Linked DNA regions of Homo sapiens: region 2 is linked to region 1. A link is an interaction called in ENCODE POLR2A ChIA-PET data of the cell type or tissue named here. Cell type or tissue: PC-9. All regions are shown on one strand.

The links. ChIA-PET counts read pairs that join two places held together with the same protein. Peaks named below come from ENCODE experiments on the same cell type or tissue, not always from the same donor. Only the 100,000 strongest peaks of a DNase experiment are listed, where the experiment ranks them.
Region 2: POLR2A ChIA-PET joins it to region 1 with 12 read pairs; 3 of 35 experiments call an interaction of 5 or more read pairs at or near these places.

What each region holds. Positions count from the first base shown.
Region 1 is chr11:18,284,384-18,292,383 of GRCh38, reverse strand. It overlaps HPS5 (HPS5 biogenesis of lysosomal organelles complex 2 subunit 2), which reads left to right. Exons shown (of 23, transcript NM_181507.2): 16 at 365-942; 17 at 4,371-4,491; 18 at 4,694-4,849; 19 at 5,674-5,793; 20 at 6,925-7,038. Among named protein-coding and RNA genes, the nearest start is that of SAA1, 22 kb to the right of the region's middle. In PC-9, no CTCF peak of the experiment used is centred here; no DNase peak of the experiment used is centred here.
Region 2 is chr11:18,449,695-18,457,694 of GRCh38, reverse strand. It overlaps LDHC (lactate dehydrogenase C), which reads right to left. Exons shown (of 8, transcript NM_017448.5): 8 at 5,632-6,732. The coding sequence ends at 6,568. It overlaps LDHAL6A (lactate dehydrogenase A like 6A), which reads right to left and starts at 1,839. Exons shown (of 7, transcript NM_144972.5): 1 at 889-1,839. The coding sequence starts at 1,014. In PC-9, no CTCF peak of the experiment used is centred here; DNase peaks (open chromatin) are centred at 84 and 4,574.

The sequences.
Region 1 (8,000 bases):
CAAATACCAAAAGTAGCTGTGTGTAGTGGGTGTAGTGGCATGTACCTGTATTCCCAGCTACTCAGGAGGCTGAGGTGGGAGGATCACTTGAGCCTGCAGTGAGCTATGTTTGTGCCATTGCACTCCAGCCTGGGTGACAAAACAAGACCCTATCTCAAAAAAAAAAAAAAAAAAGTAAAACACTACAAAGTTTATGTTCTCTGTTTTGTCATCTTGTTGAGATAGTTTTTATTTAAAGAGTTGAAAAGTAACGTTTATTCCAGATGAGTATGTTACATTGGTTAGGTTAATTTATTAGCATGAATTAATTTGTTTTAAGAAAAACACATGACACATGAATTTCATACTTGTCTGTCTTGTATAGGACCAAGCTACAGGACCCTCTGGTTTTATTTGAATCCGAGTCTCTGAGAATGGTTTTACAGGAGTGGCTTTCACATTTAGAAAAAACATTTGCCATGAAGGACTTTTCAGGTGTTTCAGATACTGACAACTCATCCATGAAATTGAACCAGGATGTGCTATTAGTTAATGAATCAAAAAAGGGAATATTAGATGAAGATAATGAAAAAGAAAAAAGGGACTCTTTAGGCAATGAAGAATCTGTTGATAAAACAGCATGTGAATGTGTAAGGAGTCCAAGGGAGTCTTTGGATGACCTGTTTCAAATATGTTCTCCATGCGCCATTGCAAGTGGTCTTCGGAACGACCTGGCTGAATTGACAACATTATGTTTGGAGTTGAATGTATTGAATTCTAAGATCAAAAGCACCAGTGGACATGTGGACCACACTTTGCAACAGTACTCTCCTGAAATTCTGGCTTGCCAGTTCCTGAAGAAGTACTTTTTTCTCCTGAACTTGAAAAGAGCGAAGGAGAGTATCAAGCTTAGTTACAGTAATAGCCCTTCTGTTTGGGATACTTTTATTGAAGGATTGAAAGGTAATACTCAGATTGCCTTATCAAAGATAGAAATTCGTATTAAAAAACATTAGCAGTTTTGAATTTTGGGGTTTAAAAAAAAGATTTAAGTAGAAAATCACATCTGTTCTGGTCAACCCTTTATTCTGTTTTCCATTCATTTTAACTTTTAATAGTTCTTTCAGACATTGGTTAAATTCACAACTGGATTATAAGAAATTAGTTTTTAAATTTTTATTTATTTTATTTTTTTTGAGACAGAGTTTCATTCTGTTTGAGTGCAGTGGCGCCATCTTGGCTCACTGCAACCTCCGCCTCCTGGGTTCAAGTGATTGTCTTGCCTCAGCCTCCCAAGTAGCTGGGACTGCAGGCGTGCACCACCACGCCCAGCTAATTTTTGTATTTTAGTAGAGACAGGGTTTTGCCATGTCGGCCAAGCTGGTCTCAAACGCCTGACCTCAAGTGATCTACCTGCCTTGGCCTCCCAAAGTGTTGGGATCACAGGCATCAACCACTGTGCCTGGCCCTATTTTTTATTTTTAGAGACAGGGTCTCACTCTGTGCCCAGGCTGGAATGCAGTGGTGTGATCATGGCTCACTGTAGCCTTGATCCCTTGGGTTCAAGCGATCCTCCTGCCTCAGTTTTCTGAGTCGTGGGATTACAGGCATGTGCCACTGTACCCTCTGATTTCTTCATTTTTTTATAGAGATGGGGTCTTACTGTGTTGCCCAGGTTGGTCTTGAAATCCTGACCTCAAAGCAGTCTTCCCACCTTGGCCTCCCAAAATGCTGGGATTATAGGTGTGAGCCACCATGCCTGGCCCTAGAAATTAGTTTTATTTCTCTCATAATGACATTCAGAAAATGGTAGAGCAGTGCTGGGGAAGTTGAGGTTAAAGTAAAATGTTTATAAATGCAGATGTATTAAAAGAAGAAAATCTCTCATGTAACTTACTAATACAGAAATACTATATGGGGTACTTATTGTGTGGCAGATATTATGGTAAACACTTTTCAGCATTGTCTCATTTCATCCTTACAATAATGTTTGGAGTAGATGGTGTTATTCCATTTTATAGATAAGCAGTCTGAGGCAGAGAGAGATCTTAGGTAGCTAAACTGCTGTAATAAATATCTGATAATGAAGTAACTCATACATAAATAGAAGTGTATTTCTTGCTCATGTAACAGTCCAGGACAGGTATTCCAGGTCAGTGGGTAGCTGTCTCCCAGGTGGTAATTCAGCATTCTAGCATTCCAAGTTCCTTCCATTATTTTCAGCTCCATCTTCCCTTAAGGGATGTGGTCATGTTTGGGTTGCTATGTCTGGGGAAAGCATGTAGAAAGTGCTGTCTTATAGGCCTGGCCTGGTAGTGGCTTACCTCTCTTCTGTGTACATTTCCATTGATGAGAATTCTGTCATATAGCCACAACTAACTGCAAAGGAAACTGGGAAATGTAACCTGTCCAGGAGGAAAAGAATGAATATAGGTGAAGAGCTCGCTTACATGTCTGCCTCAGAGACTTTGGTGCATAGCCCGCAGTATCTACCTTGGCGGAAGGTCGCATATGTCATCCTGACATATAATAGAAACCAGCTATCATACCCTAAAAACTATATGCATTGCCCTTTCTGCAGCCATAGTCCCATGTTTTTGAAGAAGTGAATTTTCTTAATTCCAAATCCTACTTGAATAACAGATGCCATATTTCTAATACTTTAGACTTTAAGCAACTTTTCATTCATTACCAAAAGTGAATAGAGATACATTTTTATGTCATCTTACTTAAAGATATTTTAGCTTTCTAGAAACATGGATCTATAGTTACAGATCTGCTTTAATTCAAATATAGCAGTTAAAAGCATAATAATTTTTTTTTTTCTGAGTTGAGGTAGATTGTCTTTTGTGTGAAATAAGAAACAAGCTATTTCTCCTCAGGTAAGTTCAAATGTGTGACATTATTACTCATTGGAAATTTACTGTATCTGTCTCTATTATGTGATCATACCCAGTCACAGAAGAGCAGAAAAGAGTCTCCATCAGCCAGAGTGATAGTTGTTACTACCAGTGCTGGCTAGAGGAAGCATGGTGGGCAATTTGAGTGATATGGCTGCTTACTTGAATTTAGGTGGATATGTCTGGTTTAGCTCCCGCGCAGTCATCAGGCTTCCCCAAACCTCTGAATGGCCTCCTCCTCTGAATTCCTTTAAAGTACTTATTGCCTGACACAGTCAAATGGGAAACAATGAGACTGGGGAAAAAATGACTTTTTTAAAAAAGCATGTATCAGAAAATGAATGTTGGCTCTTAGAACCTGGTGAGTAGGCCTCACCCTTCTAATGATGTGATAATTATGGGAAACAGCTTTTGGAACTGTTATTTGGGATTTGTCTTCAGAGGCAGTTGAAAAATACTTGCCCAGCTTAGGCAACGTAGCAAGACCCCGTCTCTACACACACAAAAACACACACACCAGCCTATGCAATGTAGCAAGACCCTGTCTACACACACATACATATAAACACACACACACATGCCAGCCTAGACAACGTTTCAAGACCTTGTCTCTACACACACACACATGCACACACCCAGGTATTGCAGCTAGGCAACGTAGCAAGACCCTGTCTCTCCACACACGCATGTGCGCATGTGTGCACACAGGCACTGCAGCTAGGCAACGTAGGAAGACCCCGTCGCTGCACACACACACACACACACACACAGCCAGGAGTTCAAGGTTGCAGTGATCACCACTGCACTCCAGCCTGGGCAACAGAATGAGACCCTGTTTCTAAAAAACTAAAAAAGAAAACTACTTGGAAAAAAACCCACTTTACTTTAGATTCATACTTTTTTTTTTTAAACCACAAATAGTTTTAGATCATCACTCCTTTCACCAGACTTGATTTTAAGTGACTTTTGGCTATTCCAAAAAGTCAAATCTTCTGTTCTTCAGAGAATGAGTATTTGCTATACTGGTAACTTTAAAAAAAGGTCAAATATTTTAAAATTAATTTCATTGAATTTAATTCTAAAAGATGGAGTAGGAATACTAGTTCTAGAAAAAACTGAGCAACTTGGCATTGATGATAGCTATGTATATTGGTTTTTGATGTGTGCTTATATGGACAGTTGCTATATATAGGCCTAGATACTCATTATTTTAAGAGTAATAGTCACTGATGTATTAATTATATGTTCCTTCGTCTTATTTAAAACTTTTAATATGCTTTGCCTCCCAATTAGATTTTAAGGTTCTTAAAAGTAGAAATTACATCTCTTGTACTTTTATTTGTTTCTCTTGTAATGCTTAATATTGGGCCTTGCACATAATAGGTCCACACAGTAGGTACGTGACTAATGATTGCTGAATGAACATGTTCATAAATTGAATATTTCCGCCTAAGAGATAAAGTTTGGAAAAGGATATGCTTTATATTTCAGAAATGGCAAGTTCCAATCCTGTGTATATGGAGATGGAAAAAGGAGATCTACCAACAAGGTTAAAGTTACTAGATGACGAGGTTCCTTTTGATAGTCCGTTGTTGGTTGTTTATGCTACCCGGTAAGTTGTCCTGTATATTGTTTATATGAGCTAAAGCACATGCATTTTTTTGTGTATTTTAGTCTCTAACATGTTACTCATTTGCATATGAGGCAGCTTCTGTTAGTATATTTATTTTCATTTGTAATAAGTAACCTAAATGTAACCAAGTTATATAATTTCACTGAAATTAGAGACTAAAGTGTTTTGTTTTTAAATGCAGGTTGTATGAAAAGTTTGGGGAGTCTGCTCTTCGATCCTTAATCAAGTTCTTTCCATCCATTTTGCCATCGGATATCATACAACTTTGTCATCATCATCCTGCTGAGTTTTTGGCCTATTTAGACAGTCTGGTGAAATCAAGGCCTGAAGATCAGCGGTGAGAAGGAGAGCATATTTGCAGACTCTCCTTTCTTTTGACAGGGCATTGTTTCTCTTTTATAAGCAGGTGTCACATTGTGTACTGTTAATTACCAAGGGGTTGAGGCACATACTATGGAAGAGGAGGATTTGGGAGGCCTTGTAACATTCTGCCACATGTCACAGCACACATCACAAATGTGCATGTACCACACTTCTTCACTGCCTCTCAGGGATTCTCAGATCAGTGCAAAATTAATCCCTTGATTCAGGGCCTGAACTAAGAAGATAAGCTTCTTATTGTCTTTGCAGTGAGTAGATTCACTGCCACCTTTTTATTGACATAGATCTCAGTTCCAGCTCTTCTCTTTTTAGGCTGATGTCTGATTTTCTGTCTCCCCATGGTTGTAACACTTGTGACCTGTGCCCCTGGCTTATTAGACTAGCGGCTTCCTCCTTTCTTCTTTTGATTGGTTCACATTTGCCACAATGTTGCCCAGGCTGGATGCAGTGGCTATTCACGGGTATGATCATAGCATACTACAGCCTCAAACTTATGGCCTCAGTGATCTTCCTACTCTGGCCACACTGGTTTTTATTTGTCTCTTTCTTTCTCTCTCTCTTTCTCTCCCTTTTTTTTTTTCTTTTTTGGCCCTTTGACATTTTCTTTGTTATCTTGGAGCTTGGTCACCAGCATTTCTAGACATTTTGTAGCAGAAGAGTTTTCAAGTTATTTCTTCTTCTATATTCATCTCTTAATCAGGTTTTCTTCACACTCCCCACATTTTATGCTTCCTTTCTTAGCATGAAGATTGGTGACTTTTTTCCCCAACTTTCTCTTAGGTCATCTTTTCTTGAGTCCCTTCTGCAACCAGAGTCTTTAAGGTTGGATTGGCTGCTTTTGGCAGTGTCCCTTGATGCTCCACCAAGCACCAGCACAATGGATGATGAAGGTTATCCCAGGTACAGAAGAAGTCCTCTTTCTTTGTTTTTTTCTTTACTTTTTTTTTTTGAGACAGGATCTCACTCTGTCGCCTAGGCTGGAATGTGGTGCTAAGATCATGGCTTCCTGCAGCCTTGACCTCCTAGGCTCAGGTGATTAAACCCTTCAACCTTAGCTTCCTGAGTAGCTGGGAAGACAGGAGCACACCACTCTGCCCGGCTAATTTTTTGTACAGATGAGATTTCGCCTTATGGCCCAGGCTGGTCTCGATCTCCTGGGCTCAAGCGATCTACCTGCCTTGGCCTCACAAAGTGCTGGGATTAGAGGCGTGAGCCACTGTGCCTGGCTAGGAGTCTTATTTCTAAGGATTAAGCTCCAGTGTTCCTTTGGAATGGAACTGGTTTATTCACATATGGCATTCTGGGCTCACTTTAGAAATAGCTATGGAAGAGACTGACCCAAGTCATGGTAGTAATGAGATTAAGTATATTTCTTAGTGGTTCTGAAATTTTTTGGGGTCACCCTATAAGAATCTGATGATTCCTTTTAGAAAAATGCAGTCATGCAAAACTTTGCACAGCTGACCGCCTGCAGGTTTTTCATGGGCCCACATTAAGAGACCTTGGTGATTAAGCCTGTGAGAGGATAAAACTGGGTGTGGGGGTTAGGGAGATAGGTATGTATGTGTTTTCTTCCTAAAAATGTGTCAAGGAATTTTTAGACATAACCTGATCTAGGACTTTAAAAATAAAATAAAATTAAAGTACACACTGGTACTTGTGTCAGAACTATTGCTTGCGTTTCCTCCCAGGAGAAGCTTCTTAAAAGACCCCCAAATGCCTGTCTTATATTCCTAGCAAAAAGTCTGGAAGGATATGCAGTGGTTATCTGTGAGTGATGGAATGATAGAATTAAAAGAAGAAAAAAGAATTTATTTCTTTTGCTTTTGATTACCTAAAGTATCTAATCTTTAAAAATAAACAGGTTATAGGAAAAATAGCTATTTTTAAGTTTTCAAAAGCCAAATAGCAATGTTTTTAAAATGTAGTAATAGAATGCAGTTAAACTCTATTCTTACCTATTAGGTGATAAATAAGCATTTTCTAGAGTTTATTTCCTATCTAATTTACTGATTCCTTTTCATTTCATAGGCCTCATTCACACTTGCTTTCCTGGGGTTACAGTCAGCTGATCCTTCATCTAATTAAACTTCCTGCAGATTTTATAACCAAAGAGAAAATGACAGACATCTGCAGGTCTTGTGGGTAAGTGAGAATTTTTTAGAAACTGAAGTTAAGGTTAGAAACATTTCAGTTAACAACTTTATAGTTAAGGGTCTGAATTAATACACATTAATATTTGGGGATTCTCTTTGCTATTTAAAAGTACCTTTTTGTTTTAAGTGATAGTAAATTAAACATCTTTTTTCCATTTAAATTTCTTGCTTTTTTCTTTTTTTTTTTTTTTTAAATAGCCTTAGCTAATTCCCCTCCACTCCCTCTGCTTAGTTGCCAGCCCCAGTTCTCAGGCATGTAGATAGTATTTAATTAAGCACCAGATTATGTGATACCAATTATAATTGATAGACTTTTATAATTAATACAGTAAGAGAGAGATCAAAATGGGCTCAATAGCATCGCTGGTGAAGGACTCAAGGAGGAGGTGAGATTTTGGAGGTAAAACCTAAAACCTGGGTAGGATTTGTATTTATAAAGGAGCCAGGAGAGGGTGAGTTAGGTGAGAGAAACAGAGCAAGGGCGTGGAAAACTGGCATTGCTTATTATCCATGTCACACTTCAGTCAGTTATTTATTGCCTGGTGATACTGGCTTATGGCTCCAACTGGATTATAATCTTTTGGAGATAGCAACTTGTGTCTTTCTTTTCCCTCATAATGTCTATATCTAATTTGTATAGTGGTAGGCACTTGATACATATTTGTTCATTGTAATGAGGGCTGAGTCTGGCCAGGTGGTGGGTGACAAGATCATGCAGGACCTTGAAAGCTGGTAGAATAATTTAGTTATCAGTAGAGACCCTTTTAGACTGAACTACTTGGTGCAAAAATTGTGTAATGAAAGTGGAGCTTTCTAGAGATCATTTCTGATGTCATATATGAGAAGGCTGGAGACAGAAGGCCAGCTAGGAAGCTGTTGGAGTAATTCAGATATGAGTGGATTGGTGATTAGTAGGGCAGCAAAAGGAGCACATCCAGTGGGCATTTCAAA
Region 2 (8,000 bases), 170 kb before region 1:
GTTTTCACGTGTGTGTATTCTTCATTAGCAGTGAGGACACTGCTGATAAAGGCATTACAATAGGTAGGACAAAATGAATCATGGGGAATTTGTATGGCTGGCAGGAGCAGCAGTTGGCTGTGGCTGCTGTCCTTAGTGCCATAAGGTCACTATGTCATCTAGATATGAAACCCAGAGGCAATCCTTTAAATCCAATGACTCATGCCAGGATTAAAGGTTATATAAAAGATGGCTAAAACATTTTACAGATATTTCATTAATAAAAGTATAGCTCAGAGTGTCTTATGATTTATTAAAACTTTATGGTAATAAAGTTCATATCAGGGTAATATTCTTAGAAAGGGGTCAGAATCTTTTTTTGGCCTCTGTCTATAGCCATAAAACTTTATCAGCTGTATCAATACTAAGAACAGCTAAACACTAAAACTAACCTAACATGAATAAGGAACGAAGGGAAATAAAGATATACAGACTAGGAAATGGGAGAGAGATATTTAAATGAAAAAAGATTATTGTATTTGGTACTCGTAGGCTGCCTACCATCACTGACACGCTTGTATACTCTTTTCTGCCACCTATTTCTCTCCAGTTTGTTTTGTGAGCTGAGTTTCCAAATCAAGCAAAGGGGTACCTCATATTGTCATTACGTGAAAGTGAAATGTCAACATACTTTCACAGAGATGCTTCTAACCCACATGATATCATCATACAATTTTTAAAAAGGAGCGCCCTCTGGGTGAACAACTAAAAAAAGGGCACCTTTTCCTCTGATGCCCCTCACACTGGCTCCCCACTCACCACCTTGAACTGGACACAACCTCCACAACCATACGCTGTGGCCTCGCCTCCAACTGAGGTGAACCCTGTGGTGCAGAGCACACAACTTACTTTTAATAAGATGCTGATAGCACAAGCCACACCAACCGATCCAGTTCCTACAATGGAGATCTTATTGTGATGAATGGCCTCCTCTTCCGCGAAATTCTTAATAAGTTCACTCTTGATAGTTGCCATCTTGGAAACCTAACAGTGAAGACAAATTGCACAGCCATTTCCAAGACCTGGAATTGGAAATGGCTTGGAATTCCAAGACCTGCGGTGAGAGCGCGTATAGAGAACTCCTGGGCCCGTGTGGAAGGAGGTGCTGCAGACACACAAAAGACCGACAAATCTGACCAGCAAAGAAGCTGGGTAGGTTCTGGCCAGGCAGCTCAGCATCCATGAAGCGGACCAGGGGAAGGAGAAGGAAGCGTGAGTACAGTTAAGAGGAATTAAGAGAGAGAGAGAGGAAAGGAACAGGGGTTGCTCCACCAAACATGAAACTACAGCTGGGACGGCACTCCGTCCCGCAGCTGACCCCCTTTTCTCTCCCCTTTACCCTGCTGTTCCCCCAACCTCCAGTTCTCAGCTCCAGGACTGCGCCCGGGGTCCGCAGGTCCAGGTGAGAGGTACTTCTGGCCACACTCACAGGGGTGAAGGGCCACCCGCGCCCGAGCAGGTCACATGCCGCCTGGCGGAGACACAGAACCATCCTTGGGCAAAAACAATTCGCTCCCGCGGCGCCCGCTCTCTGGCTGCTCCCCAGGACTCTTGCAGCCCAGCTCATGGCCACTCACTCAAGAGGTGAAGAAAGAGAATGGAGGAAAATGGCGTTAAAGCTCATCGAGGCACGAAGGAGATGAACCGCCGACTAACAGACGCCGGGTCGCCCCCTTACTGCAGCTGCGCGGACCGCACCCAGCTCGTGCAGGCATCGCAGGTGTGATGCTTGGCAGGTGTGATGCTTGGCAGGTGTGATGCTTGGCAGGTGTGATGCTTGGCAGGTGTGAGGCCGGAAGCGGGCTGCGAAGCACCGCGCCTGCGCCTCTGCCTGCCCGCCCCGCCCCCGCGTGCGGGTGGGCGGGCTGCGGTGTAGGTGGTTGGCCGGCTGCAGAAGGCGCACGAGGTGCTGCAGGCACAACGCAGTGCAGGGCCTCTGCTGTTGGGCGGAGTTGTTTGCCTAGAACCCATCCACCAGAGAGCCCAAGTAATTTTATTTCTAACCAAACCTTGTCTGGATGTATCTGAAAAGGACTGTTTGACTCTCACGTGAAAATTTTCCCCCAGCCCTGTAGGAGAAAGGGACCTCAAGATTAACTTTTACCACCTCAAATGTGAGCTAAAGTAGAAAAAGTAAAATTTTAAAACTCTGGGCCGAGCGTGGTGGCTCACGCCTGTAATCCCAGCACTCTGGAAGGCCAAGGCGGGCGGATCACCTGAGGTCAGGGGTTCGAAATCAGCCTGGCCAACATCGTGAAACCACGTTTCTACTAAAAATACAAAAATTAGCTGGACGTGGTGGTGCACCCCTGTAATCCCAGCTACCTGGGAGGCTGAAGCACAAGAATTGTTTGTGAACCTGGGAGGCGGAGGTTGCAGTAAGCCGAAATTGTGCCACTGCACTCCAGCCTGGGTGACGGAGTGAGACCCTGTCTCAAAACAACAACAAAACTCTGTATGCAAAAGGAATTTGGAAATAAGATATGAAACCTGAAGAATTTGATGAATGCAGTGCCAATTGATAACCATTTTTACAAGATGAAGGGAAAGCTCAATTCATTATTAAGTGGTTAAATGTAGAATCCACACTTTGGGAGGCCGAGGCGGGTGGATTAGCTGAGGTCAGGAGTTCGAGACCAGCCTGGCCAACATGGCGAAACCCCGTCTCTACTAAAAATACAAAAATTAGCCGGGTGTGGTGGCACGCACCTGTAATCCCAGCTACTCAGGAGGCTGGGGCAGGAGAATCGTTTGAACCCGGGAGGCGGAGGTTTTGGTGAGCCGAGATCATGCCACTGCCCTCCAGCCTGGGTGACAGAGTGAGACTCCGTCTCAAAAATAAAAAACAAAAATGTAGAATTGAAAATCAGTCTGGAATAAACCAAGGTTTCTACTTCTCCCACCACATTTTACCTAATTGTTTTCTCATTTGTGAATCATAATACGTAATTTTGATGGTTAATACTGAGTGTCAACTTGATTGGATTGAAGGATGCAAAGTGTTGAACCTGGGTGTGTCTGTGAGGGTGTTGCCACAGGAAATTAACATTTGAGTCAGTAGGCTAGAAGACGCAAACCCACCCTCTATCCGGGTGAGCACCATCTAGTCAGCTGCCAGCACGTCTAGGATAAAAGCAGGCAGAGGAACGTGGAGGGACTAGACTGGCTAAGTCTTCCAGCCTTCATCTTTCTCCTGTGCTGGATGCTTCCTGCCCTCAAACATTGGACTCCTAGTTCTTCAGCTTTGGAACTCCGACTGACTTTCTTGCTTCTCAGCTTGCAGACGGCCTATTGTTGTGGGACCTCACCTTGTGATTGTGTGAGTCAATACTCCTCAATAAACTCCCCTTTATATATATAGCTATCCTATTCGTTCTGTCCCTCTAGAGAACCCTAATACAGTAATACATATTGACAAATTTTTATAAAATGTAGAGCAGTGTTTCTCAATCTTTTTTCATTATCACTCCCTCAAGAGTCTTTGTAGATATGTTCCCCCTAATTGTTTTGCACCCCCATCATGAAATTAAATATTAAGGAGTTGGCCGGGCGCGGTGGCTCACGGCTGTAACCCTAGCACTTTGGGAGGCCGAGGCGGGCGGATTGCCTGATCTTAGGAGTTCGAGACCAGCCTGGGCAAAACGGTGAAAGCCCGTCTCTACTAATATAAAAGAAATTAGCCAGGCGTCAGCTACTCGGGAGGCTGAGGCAGGAGAATGGCGCGAACCGGGGAGGCGGAGCTTGCAGTGAGCCGAGATCGTGCCACTGCACTCCAGCCTGGGCCACAGAGCGAGACTCCGTCTCAAAAAAAAAAAAAAAAAAAGGAAAGGAATTAGCCGGGCGTGGTAGCAGGCACCTGTAGTCCCAGCTACTCAGGAGGCTGAGGCAGGAGAATTGCTTGAACCTGGGAGGTGGAGGTTGCAGTGAGTGGAGCTTGCGCCACCGCACTGCAGCCTGGGTGACAGAGCAAGACTCCATCTCTTAAAAAAAAAAAAAAAAAAAAAAAACCTATATATATATATATATATATATATATATATATATATATATACACACACATACACATATACATATACGTTTATTTGTCAGGCAAGGTTGAGCTCTGGAGAGCCAAACTCTTGTAATATCTAAGTTTTTTTTTACCTTTTCCTCCCTCCCCCATACCCAGAACCAATTTTCAGCCACTTGGGGACATGTAGAGCAGTTTTACTTACTAGAATGTTCCCTGTAGAAACTGTATCAATTTTTCAGCCTTTTAATCTCTGCAAGAATTTCCTAAAATGAAGTTTTGATGTACAAACGAGCTTTTAAAAAAGCCAAAACCCACAGAAGACTCCCCTTGCCCTCATCCTAACTCAACTGATAATAATTGTATATATTCAAGGGAAGATGCTGAAGAAAAAGGGGAAATAATAAAATAATGGGACACTAATCATGATCAGGAGTAGATGACCAGAATGAAAGCTATCAAGAGAGCAAGAATAACAGACTCAGAGGGTAAGCCATGACTCTCTGACCAAATGAGTCAGCCTTCACTAGTCATGCGAGTCCTCAGGGGCTGCATATCTACCTTCTGATCTTTCCCATTGGTCCAGTTCTAGTCTTAATTTGTAAATTGACCAGGAGTGGTGGCTCATGCCTATAATCCCAGCACTTTGGGGGGCCGAGGCAGGAGGACTGCTTGAGCCCAGGAGTTGAGGACCAGCCTGGGCAACATGGTGAAACCCTGTCTCCAAAAAATACGAAAATCTGCAGGGCGTGGTGGCATGTGCCTGTAGTCTCAGCTACTCAGGAGGCTGAGGTGGGAGGATCTGATGAGCCCTGGAGTTCGAGGCTGCAGCGAGCCACAATTACCCGCTGCACTCCAGCTCCAGCCTGGGTGACAGAACAAGACCTTGTCTAAAAAAAGAAAAAAAATTGTAAATTACCTTGATACTGATTTCTTAGTTTTTGTTTTATTGTATAGTTCCTATAGCTGCCTTAAATTTCTTGTGGAATCAAGGAAATACTTCATATGTATCTATATACTATATAAATCAGTAGAAGCATTTTCACCTTTAGACACCAACAGGGAGCTATTAATGACTATTATCAAACATTAGTCAATAATCAGCCGGGCGCAGTTGCTCACACCTGTAATCCCAGTACTTTAGGAGGCTGAGGTGGGCAGCTCACTTGAGGTCAGGAGTTCAAGACCAGCCTGGCCAACATGGTGAAACCCTGTCTCTACTAAAAATAAAAAAATTAGCCAGGCGTGGTGGTGGGTGCCTGTAATCCCAGCTACTTGGGAGGCTGAGGCAGAAGAATCACTTGAACCCAGGAGGTGGAGGTTGTAGTGAGCACAGATCGTGTCACTGCACTCTAGCCTAGGTGACAGAGTGAGACTCCATCTCAAAAAGGAAAAAAAAATTAGTCAAAAATCAATTCGTTGAGGTACCCTAAATACTCACTGTGGATACTTGAGGGCAGAGATAATGTCATACTGATTTCATAACTATACCATAGCAAGCATAGTAATAGTCTGCTGCACAAATAACTGAGGATGGCATAAGCTCCCCAGGTGATATTTCAATTGAGACACCAAATCAACTATTTGAGTTTATATGACTAGTATAATACTTGCAGAGTTGAATACAATCTTATTTAGATTTTTTACATCGTAAAGTTACATCTGTATCTTCTTCTTGTTTCTGCTTTTCTTCTGTGTTCTTCTTCTTCTTTTGAGTCTGAGTCTTCCTCTGTGGCCCAGGCTGGAGTGCAGTGACACAATCATAGCCTTGAACTCCTGGGCTCAAGTTATCTACTGGTCTCAGTCTCCCAAGTAGCTGGACTACAGATGCAGGCCACCACATCTAATTTCTTTATTTTTGTAGAGATGGGGTGTTGCTATGTTGCCAAGGCTGGTCTCAAACTCCTGGACTCATGTGATCCTCTTGCCTCACCCTCCCAAAGCACTGGGATTACAGCCATGAGCCACAGCACTCAGCTTTTTATTTCTTTTTGATATATATGGTCTTAAAAATAAGCATTTATAATGATTTTTTTTGAGACAGAGCCTCACTCTTTCACCCAGGCTGCAGTGCCCGGCCACATTTATAATGATTATACATAAACATATGACGCTAATGTAATGAAGTGAATATGCTGGTACTCTAACGGATGAAAGTACAAGATAAAATTGTAATACTAGAAAAAGGGCTTGGTTTGTGAAAAGAATCAAAGCTCTGTATTATAGTGATTATACATATTCTACTACATCTGAAGGCACTCTAACATATGTGACATACCTCAGAAGTATAACTTACACCTGTACAGATTGGGTATCATTAGAATAGAGCTATAAATGATTCTTAAAGAGGAAAATCTCTTTACCATTTGCTCGTTCTAATCTTGAGAGACTAGAGTTATGTCACAGGTCTCCAATTTGTTTTTATTTTTTAAAGATCAAATGAAAATACTTTCAAAATTTAAAATACACAGCCTGCTATCTTCTGTTCTCCAAACAGTGGAACATTAGAAGGCTTTAATTTAAAATATTAGATCCTTTTGAATATTCCAAAGTGTTTCTGCACTCTTCTTGAAAAGGGCCTCCTCCTCAGAATTCAAGTTAATTTTCACAACATCTGAGACACCATTCCGCCCCAAGACACAAGGGATACTGAGAAAGAGTTCTTCTTTTATTCCATATAATCCCTGAAAGGCAAGATAAGATATTGTTCAAATAACCTGATATGGAAAAGCAGCTATGCAAAAGGGCATCAAAATGAGAGTATACAGGAGAGACTAAAGCATTCAACAAGAATCGCTCAGAGGGTGGCAGAGTGATGGTCAGCAAAAGCAAGAGCATCCTTATGTCCTATAACCATGTGGAACTTACATTCAGTGACATGAAGAAGATGCCAGAGGCCTTTAGAAGGACCCAGAAACATACAATTTACCTTATCCCTTACCAGGTCATCTTTTGGTCCACGGGAAAGGATGCCATGCGGTCTTTCATGATGCCATTTTATCAAAAGGAGTACTATGAGAATCAAGTAACTTGTGTGTAGTCCAAACTACATCGAGGCAACAGTGAAGCAGGAGGTGACTGGGAAGGCTCTGCTTCATACCTTTACAGCAGGGAGCATCATTGAGTTTGGACAATGGGTGCTACGGGTGGCATTTTAAGCCTCCAGAGGTAAACCCCCAGTGGAGCCTATAGATGCTCTTACATGCCCGGTGGGGCCTGTGCCTCTCATCACCAGCTGCAATGGAATGCACTCCTGCCCTTCTGTACTCCTATCCACTACCTCCGCCTGAGTTCTATCTGGGACCTCCCATCATGGATAGGGCCATGAAACAGGTGCAGCCCCATGGCACTGCCCTATCCTGGGCCCCTGGAACCTCCCATCAGAAGCCCCAAAATTCCCTCCATTCCTGCAGCCAAGGCCGAGAAGCAGCTGCCAGAGCCTATTACAACCTGGGCAACTCACATAACATCTACATGCATAGGTACCAGCCTCCACCACCTCCATACTATCCTCCCTGGTCTTGGAAGATAGGAAAACTCAATATACCCCCAAAAAATTAAAATTTAAAAAATGTTAAAAGACACCCAGTTAAAAAAAAAAAAAGACACCCAGTAGATCCCTCACACTTCCCTGCCTCCTACCACTCATCACTCTTTACCCCTCTCTTTGGGGCTGAGTCTGGGGTTGTGGGAGAAGGGAGGGCATTGTTCTTCTCCAGGACTGATTATAAACAGTTACCAGGAATGGCGTTGAAGGAAGAGGGGAGGCTCCTTGACTCTGGAGCAGTGCCTCACAGCTTTCCATGCTGCAGAGCCCATGGGCACTATTCAGCCATTCTTCCCTCTCACCATCTCTGGGGCTCTACTCAGGAGCACAAGGTGTGCCCCTTGTTCCTGTTTTGCTCTAGTAACTTCTCCCCACAGAGGGATTCTCTGGTTACCTCCTCTACCA